Regions from separate parts of the Mus musculus genome. Here region 1 is linked to region 2. Evidence: chromatin loops called from intact Hi-C (ENCODE). Cell type or tissue: left cerebral cortex. All regions are shown on one strand.

The links. Hi-C counts contacts between places; a loop is a spot of excess contacts. Peaks named below come from ENCODE experiments on the same cell type or tissue, not always from the same donor. Only the 100,000 strongest peaks of a DNase experiment are listed, where the experiment ranks them.
Region 1: a loop joins it to region 2, with 7 times the contacts of the local background. A loop is called at or near these places in 5 of 42 quality-filtered maps.

The regions. Positions count from the first base shown.
Region 1 is chr5:117,413,457-117,418,456 of GRCm38, reverse strand. It overlaps Ksr2 (kinase suppressor of ras 2), which reads right to left and starts at 4,455. Exons shown (of 20, transcript NM_001312914.1): 1 at 3,449-4,455. The coding sequence starts at 3,628. In left cerebral cortex, CTCF peaks have their summits at 2,700 and 4,387; DNase peaks (open chromatin) are centred at 2,650, 3,660, 4,320, 4,781 and 1 more place; H3K4me3 peaks cover 3,312 bases; H3K27ac peaks cover 2,499 bases.
Region 2 is chr5:117,356,497-117,361,496 of GRCm38, reverse strand. Wsb2 (WD repeat and SOCS box-containing 2) reads right to left here and starts at 4,192. Exons shown (of 9, transcript NM_021539.5): 1 at 4,024-4,192. The coding sequence starts at 4,036. It overlaps Gm42012 (a long non-coding RNA gene), which reads left to right and starts at 4,637. Exons shown (of 2, transcript XR_878716.2): 1 at 4,637-4,870. In left cerebral cortex, a CTCF peak has its summit at 2,581 (motif pointing left); DNase peaks (open chromatin) are centred at 3,052, 3,384, 4,203, 4,721 and 2 more places; H3K4me3 peaks cover 2,773 bases; H3K27ac peaks cover 2,995 bases.

The sequences.
Region 1 (5,000 bases), 57 kb before region 2:
ATATAGATAGCTAGAAAGAGAGAGAGAGAGAGAGATACAGAGATACAGAGAAGTAGCTGGAACGCTAATGAAACATTTATGCCCTAATGGATTCAGGGTTCTGTTGTTGATTTTTGTTGTTGTTCCTGGTAGGTTTTGTTTTTGTCTTTTTCAGAATTTGGGGGCTAAACATGCTATATTAGGCAAGACCTCCACCACTGAGCTACAATACAGTTCTCTTTTCCTTTTTAATTTGCGGCACAATGTTACCATGTGGCCCACGCTGGCCTTGGATGTTCCCTCCTCCCCATTCCAGCATCCCAAGTGCTAAGATTACAGGTGTGCACTGCCACACCCAGCTTCGATTAGTAATTCACAAAGTGTCCCTAATCAGAAACACAAGGTCTGGGGCTTGAGGATACAGTCAGTGGTAGAACCCTCATCTAGCATTCACAAAGTCCTGGGTTCAATTCCCAGCACCGCCAAAGAAAAACTACGCACAGAAGTACACCATCTGCATACTAAATGCAGAATCCTGGACCCTCTCTCCAGTTTCAGCTAAATTCGAATGTGGCCATCAGATGCTGGGAACCCACATTTTAGTCAGCACCACCATGAGGCTTCAGGCTATCAGATAGCTGGGAGGGTCAAAAGCTTGGTGACTGCAAACATGAAGTCTGGCCCAACCATACCTTCTCCAGGGCTCCTCTCCTCTACCCTGGTCCTGGGGAGCTAGGCAGTTGAAACTGTCATGCTTGCTCCAGAAGCGTCACTGGGCATTGTGGACCAAGTGTTGGTGTGTCCTGTGGTACCCTCAAGACTGTGAGATCCAGAAAAAAAAATGTGCTTCCTGTTGTGTGGGCTACTAGGTCAATTTGACAGAAGCTTGAGTAATCTGAAAAGAAGGAACCTCAGTTGAGCAACTGCCTCCATGAGATCCAACTGTGAGGCATTTTCTTAATTGGTGATCAATCGGGGGTGGGGGAGACTCAGCCCATTGTGGGTGCTGCCATCTCTGTGCTGGTGGGCCTGGGTTCTATAAGAAAGCAGAATGAGGGGCTGGAGAGATGGCTCCGCGGTTAAGAGCACTGACTGCTCTTCCAGAGGTCTAAATAAATAGTTCTTTTAAAAAGAAGAAGAAGAGGAAGAAGAAGGAGGAGGAGGAGGGGGGAGGAGGAGGAGGAGAAAGAAAAAAGAAAGCAGACTAAACAAGCCATGAGGAGCAAGCCAGCAAGCAGCACCTCCCATAGCCTCTGCGTCAGCTCCTGCCTCCAGGTTCCTGCCCTGTGTGAGTTCCTGTCCTGACTTCCTCCTTTGATATATTTCTATGGAAGTATAAGTCAACTAGACCCTTTCCTCCCCCACTTGCCTTGGTCACGGTGTCTCAATTGCAGCAATAGGAACCCTAACTACGATAACCTATGACTCGAACTTCCCAACCAGCACATCAGCCCTTTGTCCCCTAATTTCAAATACAAGACATCTTGCAGAGATATCACTGAACCAGGTGCCCGTTGTTTGTGTATGTGTCTGCAGAAGTGCCGGGGATTGAACCCAGGTCACTACAAAAGTCAAGTGTTCCACCACTGGGCTCCATCCCCAGCCACAGAGTGCCTGGCTCTGTTAATCACTGCTCTCCAGGGAGTCAGCGAACAGAGGACAGAACACCATAGCAAGAAACAGAAGGAAACTCTGAGCAACTTAGACTGTAATCGTCCGCCTAGACTGGGGTTTGCTGATGACAGGAGAAGAGACATGGTGGAGGTGGTGGCCCTCAGGGGCCTGTATGAGCTTTCCCATGTATAGTTCTGAATCCAAATCTGTCCTGGGCCCCTGTGCAGAAATAAGGACTAGGCTAACAACAGCCCACACCTTTTCATCCAGCAGCAATCGTTAGTCAACCCCCCCTCTCTCTCTCCTTTGAGAAAGGCAATGCCTGGGCCTCCCAACACCCTTCCCACATTCACATTTATCTTATTTCATCCCTGGGCTCATGTTCCCGCTTGACAGGTGAGCATAGATACATAGCCAAGGGCAGCAAGCGCCGTATTTAAACACACATACATACACACACACACACACACACACATACAAACTCCTCTTTCCAAACCATAGTCTCCTGCACCAATACAGACATCAGGTCAAACTTAAAACCATGGAGGAGAAACAAAAGGCCTGACAAATGAGTCCAAGAGGTGCATTCATACAGATGACCCCATCAGCCAGGACTGATGAAACACTTCAGGCTTCCGGAACTCACAAACCAAGCCAGAGGCCAACCGAAGCAGCCAGCTCCGGGATACATGGCCATACCAATGGGAAGCCTCCTTTGCTCTGGGCTCCACAGCCACCACTCTCTGGCAGATGCCAGCTAGTGGGAATTCCCAAATTAAATCATGCAATGTGGACAGCTGGGCCTTCGAGGGAAGGAGGTTGAAGGGGCTGCTTGAATCCCTCTGACATTTTGAACAAGGTAGGTTGCTGGAGGATTTCGGTACACCAGGTCTTTCACAAAACCCTGAAAGCATCCCCTAGAGGGGAAAATGGCCTTTGAAGGAAAACAGTTCCTTCCATTTCTTGGTGGTAACTTTGTAGCCATCCCTACCACCCTCTCTTAGCAAACTGCTCCCAACTCCCCTCAAGTTCTGCTGGAGAGAAGATGCTACAAATGAGCCAAACGAAACTCCCGTCTCCTGGACCCCTATCCTCCAAGTCTCACCAAGGCAGCCCAAGAGCATTTTCCCCACGCCACCTAGTGCAAGAACCACTCCAGGCAATCGTAACATTTACACATTTTGGGCCTGCAAAGACCCCACACATACACATACACACACACACACACACACACACACACATCAAACGATTGTTTTAGAAATGGGGATTTTTTTTTTTCTCACGCATCTGGTTTTCTAAGGCGTAGATTGGGGGAAGGGGGGGGTGAGACACAGAGCAAAAGGTTGAATTCATTTAAGCAGCCCCATCTAACCAGGCAAAACCACCTTTGACCACCTGCAGAACGCACAAGGTCACGTGGGTTCCCTGCAGCTCCTTAACATAGCACCCAGCACTCAAGCCCCCGTAAACAAATCTGAGAGAGAGAATGAGAATAATAATATAATAATAATAAATAATAACAACAATAATAACTCCCTCTTCCCACAAGAAAAGAATAATCATGGCAACAGCTACAACCCATAATAATAAATACGGAACAGCAATTATTACTGCTACCACCACCACCCGGCCGAGCACAGACAACAGCCGCACTGGGAAGGGAAGGGAGGGACAGCCGCGCTGGCTTTGCCAGGTGATAAATCATAGCGCATCATTCGTGCCCACCTGCTTTAGCCCCCCCCCCCCTTCCCAGGCCCTCCGTCAACACACAGAATCCCAAAGGGAAAGGGGACAGACTGGAGAAGGGGAAGGAATGGAAGGATTGCCCCCCACCCCCACCCCAGGCAACACCTACCTCCAGGGTCCTGATCTCCTTCTGCGTGAGGTCGTTGGAAGCTGCACACTTGGTCCTAAGCCCTTCCAGATTGGAGATGCTCAGGTCGATCATGTTCTGAACCAACTCGCACTGCTGCAAGGCTTTTTGCAAACTCAGAGGTTGCTGCTCTTCGCTTTTCGTCATGTTTTCCTCATCCATCGCTTGCTCTGCAACCCCCCCTTCCCCTCCTCCTCCTCCACCTCCTCCCAGAAAGAAAAAAAGGGGGAGGGAAGGAGTAGAGGTAGAGGGAGTCCACCCCCACCCCCCCTACGCCTCCCCAACCTCTGCGACTTCTCAGCGGTGTCTCCTGAAGAAACCCAACATCTCACACAAGCTTGAGGGGAGTGGGGGGTGGAGGAGGGGACAAGAGCCAAAATTTATTATTATTTGGGGCGGGGGAGAGTATCAGGCAGTCTGCATTAGAATGTCCCTTGTCTCCTCTCTCCTCTCTCTTTCTCTGTGTCTCTGGTCCCTAAAAAGGGAGAGATGCCCGTTTGTCAGAAGCCAACCAGGTGGTAGGGTGCAGTCTGTACACTTAGAGAGGAGGAGGAGAAAGAGGAGGAGAAAGAGGAGGAGGAGGAGGAGGAAGGGGAGGAGGAGAAGTGGAAGGAGGAGGCAGAGGGAAATAGAGCTCACGCTTCGCACACCGGCTCCGTGAAGGGCGGAATTATATGTATATAAATCTATTTGGCCGGGCTGGCTTTTATGTCAAAAAGGAGCGCGCCTGCCCCCCTCCTGGTCGCGGTGACACGGCATGGTCCGCGGGTCCCCGCGCTCAGCGCGCTCTCGGGATGCTGTGCGCACGGCTGGCGCGGCTGCGGCGCCCACTGCGGCTGGCTGCGGTCTGCTCCCCGCGACAACGCTGCTGCTGCTGCTCCTGCTGCTGCTGTTGCCACTGTCGCCGTTGCTGCTGTTGCCGCCGCCGGGCTCCAGGGGGGACGGCTGCTGAAATCGCTCCTGCCTCGCTCCACACCGACATCTTGCCTGTCAATCACTGGGCGGGGTGGGGAGCGGAGCGGAGCGAGGGATGCAGCGCCGAGAGGCGCCGTGCGCGCAGCCGGTCCCCGGGTCCCCGCACTCTGGGCGCGCCTGGGACCCGCTGGCGGCAGGCGGCGCGTGCACCTGCCCGCCGGGCCACCCTCCAGCCGGGGAGGCGGGGTCCCTTGGGACTGAGGGGCTTGCGTGCGGAGCGCAGCCGCTACGATGCCGTGGGGGTGAAGAGGGGGGCCGGGCTGGTCCCCAAGGTGGCGGGGAGGCCCGGCCCGGGGGCGGGGAGAGGTACTCGGTGGCCTGGGTGGGGGTGGGGGCCACTACGCCAGCCCGGATCTCGCGAGACGAGGCCGGAGCGCGGCTCAGCAGGTGCGCGGGGACCCGGGAGCAGGTGCGCGCCCAGCTCACAGGGTTCTGTGCAGCTCTCCTGGCTTGGCTGGTGGCTTCTTGTGGCTTTGGTGGGCTGGAGGGTGCGGGAAAACAACCTTGATGGCTTTCCCAGAGTTGGGACGAGTGGGAGGAGACAATTAGTTAGGCCTGA
Region 2 (5,000 bases):
GGCTCCTGCCAGAGATGTGCAAACACATGTCTGCATGAGCATTACTTTGTGGATATGAACATGTTCTGGCCTCGTGTCAACATGATAAGGCTGGGAAAACTGTGTCCCTCTGGCACACTTGCACCTGACTCACTTCCTCCCACACACACATTGCCCTCTCCTCTGATAACAATGGCATGGCACGGATGACGCTCTACACAAAATAAAAGGCTCAGCCCTTGTTTCTTTCTCTGCCCAGACCAAATTCACAGTCAAGTCCCATCAAGTCTGTCTCCGAAAGCCTCCGCTAACCTTCCTTTCCAGCCCCGTGGCTACTTCTTGAATCTCTCCAGCAGCACCTGTTGCCGGGCCTACCAGGCAATCTTCTCACTGCTCTCTGGGGCCTGCTCTGACTCCTCTCATCTGTTCTTACTTCTTAGCTTGCAGTCTCTCTTACCCAGTTCCTACCCTCAGCTCCAGCACGATCAGGCCCCTTTGACTAAGCTCAGTTAGTTCCAACCTCTGGACTTTGCACCAGCTCTCCAAGGCTGCACCTTATCTTCATTGTGTCTGCCTCAAAGGACTCCTCCCTCCAGGCAGTAATCAAGGGCCTTCACAACTCCTCATTAATTCCTTTCTAGAACTCCTGACTACTGAGGTCATTACCACTCCCCCACCCCCACCCCCCCCTCCGGCCTCACCCCCGGCCCCGCCCCAGGCACTAGGAGGTCTGCTCACAGCAGCAAATCTTGTCTGTTTGTTCCCAAAGCAAGCGGTCAGGCTACCAAGAGATACTCGTGACAGACATGCAATACCTCTTAAATACACAGGAAGTGGAGCCCATTGGACTACCAAGATGCATGTGGCATCCACTGTTCATTTGGAATTCTCAAACCCTAGCCCTGCCCAGAATTCACACTCTATTTCTGGGGTCTGGGGGGTTTCATCTTTTGCTATTTCAGGTCAGGAATCTAGATTCTAAAAGAAGACACCAGTCTCCTGGAGTCTGGGCCCAAACTAAACTTGGCAACTGGAAAACAAAACTGTAATTCGTACAGCACTTCCAAACAAACCAAGCAGAACTGGGAGGATCCAGCTTCATCTGAGACAGTACCTGCATGGCCCGCCGCGGCTGGGTCAGGACTTTGGTAAATTAATACGCCCCGCATACTTTCTGGACACCACGTGACGTACGGATAAGTGGGAAAGCCAACATACAGGGAGAGGAGGGCTCAATTAAGCTAATGAGCGTACGCACCCCTTCACATTCTCCGCATTTTTCTCGGGGAGGACTCTCTTAAAAACCTGTCAGCAGTTTCCAAGTACCTAACTGTTATTAACTGTAGTCACTGTCCTAGCTAAAGGAGATTCTGTAACCTTTGACCGACATTTCCCTAACCCTTCCAGGTTTCCCAACTAAACAAGGGATGTGTACAACAGGCAGAACGGGAGGAGGATTATCAAAGCCTCTTCCACACAAGGAAAGCCCCTTTAACAGAGGTGGAGGCAGGAGCATGGCTGGCAGCAAGCTTGGTAATCCTTCCTCCTGCCGAGGGATCTTTGCATTGCTAGGCTGAGCTGTCAGCTTGGAGAGATTTGTTTGGATGGTTGGTTGGTTTTGGTGGCTGGAGAGACTGCCCAGCCGTGGGTGCTGGGAACCAAACTCTCATATTTTTTGGCTGTGAGCCTAGCTTTTAATGGCTGAACTCTGGTCTCTCCAGGCCAGCTTGGAGAGTTTTGACTGGCTGCTCCATCATAATAATCAGCGCTCTGTGTCCATGTCACCTTCTTGGTGACATTGCTAACTCAGCAGGGTGACTAAGTCGCTGTCCTTTAGCTTTAGTCATTTAGCTTTCTTTACACTAGGGAATTCTGGGTTGAGTTTGTGGTTAGCATGCATCTGGGGTCTATTTCCTCCTCAAACCACCTTGCCTGTCTGTCACTAGTCACCAGCCATAAGCAGTTACTGAACCCCTGAACTGTGGAAGTCTATTAAGACTATAATACGGGGCTGGAGAGATGGCTCAGTGGTTAAGAGCACTGACTGCTCTTCCGGAGGTCCTGAGTTCAATTCCCAGCACCCACCCACATGGTGGCTCACAACCATCTGTAATGGGATTGGATGTCCTCTTCTGGTGTGTCTGAAGACAGCTAGAGTGTACTCACATGCATGAAATAAACAAATCAATCTTTAAGAATATAATACATGGAACTGGAGAGATGGCTCAGCAGTTAAAAGCACTCGTTACTCTAGCAGAGGAACCTGCGCTGGATTTCCAGTACCCAAATGGTAGCTCACAATTGTCTGTAACTCCTGTTTCGAGGGATCTGATGCCTTCTTCTGGCCTCTGCAGGCACCAGGTGCATGCATTGTGCAGACATCCATGCAGGCAAAACACACACATAAAATATAAAAAAGTAAATCTAAGAATAGTTTTTAAAAATTATAAAGCACACACCACACTGTAAAGCCTTAGCGGTAACGATGGCTCAGCTGTTACAGCTGCATAGGAGCCGCTTTGCTGTTCCATCCCCAGAACCACCTGGAGGCTCACAACTCTTTGTAACTTGGTACAAAGGCTCCGACGCCCTCTTCTGGCCCCCTCAGGCACTGCACGCAGCACGTGGTGCAGACAAACTGGCAGTTAAAACGCCCACACAGAAAAATTCTTCCGTCTCCAAAACATTCCTATAATTTTTGTTTCATGGCATAAATTAAACTTGAAATATTTTAGATACGTTATCCTTTTTAATTTCAACTGTTGCCTTTTTTTAATGTGTCTACGTTTAAATTACATATTGCTATTATATTACTCTGGGCCAGCAAGGACCCAGAGGGTGCCCGGCACATACCAGATAATAAATATTTGTTGAATGAATAAATTAATTGTAACCACCGTTCTACTGTTTTCTACTGTAATCCTTTTACAATAGACATTATTCAGTTTGAAAAGAGAGTAAAACTCTGGCCTAGTGTCTGGCCTTTTTAACAGTAGCTTGGTAGCTCCCAACAGCTCTGCCCACCGCCTACCACACAGACGTCAATCACTAGGGAAAAACTCTGCACTGGAAAAGATTCCGGTTTAAAAAAAAAGTGTGTGTGTGGGGGGGGGGAGGTGGTCTGGTCACAGATTGCTTTGAGATACAACTTTGAGGCATCAATGGAAACGAAAACGGAAGCTATAAAAAGAGTCACAGAAGAAAACAGTAGGGGCCATTTAAACAGAATTCTATAGGGAAGATACTGAAAGGTTTTAATCTAGATGGAAACCCGGGAGAGGAGCTGCCGCGACACCTTTCCCTGAAAGCCTGGCTCCTGCAAACAAAGAAATGTCATTTCCTAAATGCAAAGGGGACACCACCCCAGGGAACACCTGCCTTTCCAACAACCCCATCCGGCCCTGCCAGCCCTCTGGTGCATCCGAGTCCTCCAGACCTGGGTGAAGCTTCAACTTCACCGGAACAAGTCTGAGCCCTAGGCCTTGACTCTTAAAATCCCCCTACGGAATCTGTCTTTCAGCTCCGGTATTTGGGGACCCTGGAGTGTGGCGACAGCCCCCTCCCCCAGGTCCCCAACCCACGCTACTATTCCGTGATCAGGACGCTGGGACAAGAGCCCTCCAGGGAGAAGCCCCGAGGGGCTGCAGGTCTAGCCATCCCTAGCATCTCTGCGCTTTTCCAGGCGGCCAGCAAGTTCATCCCGTGCTCTCACTTTGAGCTTTCGTGGTGACAGCTGTGGACCTCACCCACTAGGGTGTCGGGACCTACGTGTCACCCCGGGGCAGTGTCCGGGGCCCCACCCCGTTCCCAGGCACCCACCCAGCGGCCGCAGCTACTACCGAGCCGCGATGGGCGCTGAGGCCAGAAGCCCGGCCATGGCGCAGGCGACCCGGGGACTCTGGAGCCATCCCAGTCCAGTGGGCTCGCTCAGGGACGGCGGCCGGTCCCCGCGGTGGCAGGAGGCCGGCTGCCGCAGCTGACAGCGAAAGTGAAACAAAGCTGCCCTCCCCGCCTCGGTCGCCGCCCCGCCGCGGCCGCACTCACCTCCGGCCTCCATGAGGACGCGCGGCCCGCCCCAGGCGGCGGGCGCCTCAGCCCCCAGGGCCGTGGGCCTTCATTCCGCGCCCGCCCCGCCGCGGCCGCGCCCGCCGCCGCCACCACCGCCGCCAATGCCGCCGCCGCTGCCGCCCGCAGAGGCCATCAGCTGCTTCCCGTCACATGGCGGCCGGCGGGGGCGGGGCCGGGGCCGGGGCGGAGAGCTCGCAGGGGAAACGCTGGGGATGCGGGGGCGGAGGCGGAGTGGGCGGCGGGCGCGGGACGCGGAGCTTCGAGGGGGACGCCGAGCTGTGGGGACGGAGGCGGGAGGCGGGGGGCGGGGAGCGGGGGGGGGGAGGGAACGCCGGACTAAAGGGACGCGGAGCCCGGAGGAAGCGGGGCTAAGGGGACCCGAGGTGGGGGGGAACACTGGGCAGAGCAGACAGAGAAGGGGGCAGGGGAGCCCCGGGCAGGATGGGGTTGGGGGTCTCCGAGAGCATCCAAAGTGGAAACCTAAAATTGGAGCGAGTAGAGATGGGGGTGGGGCGGGCAAGGGCTGGGGGTGTCGTGGAGAAACCTAAGGGACTGCTCGCTCGCTCGAGGCTCAGGGAAGCTGCCCGGGTCATGATGCTGGCTGGGGGGCAGGGAACTGGGGATCCCAGCGGGAGCTGAAATGCTGGCCTTGACAACGGCCCCAGCGGGAGGGATGCTGGGAAAGCCAAGGGGGAGGAACTAAGGGGAGAGGAGGTCAAGGTTAACCCCCACACACCCCGAGATTTCCCTCTTCGTGTCCTCAGATGCTAGTGCCTCGGGTCCTGGTCCTGTTTGTGTCGGGTGGATTTAACTTGGAGCCAGGGTAGGAGAAAAGGGGTTTTAAGTAGTTCCTGTAGTTGTTCCTTGGCTTTGGACTTTCTCATGGGCTCTGTAATCCCCTGGTAGTGTCCTGTCACCACCCCACCCACCACCCACACTCAAGGTCGCTCCAG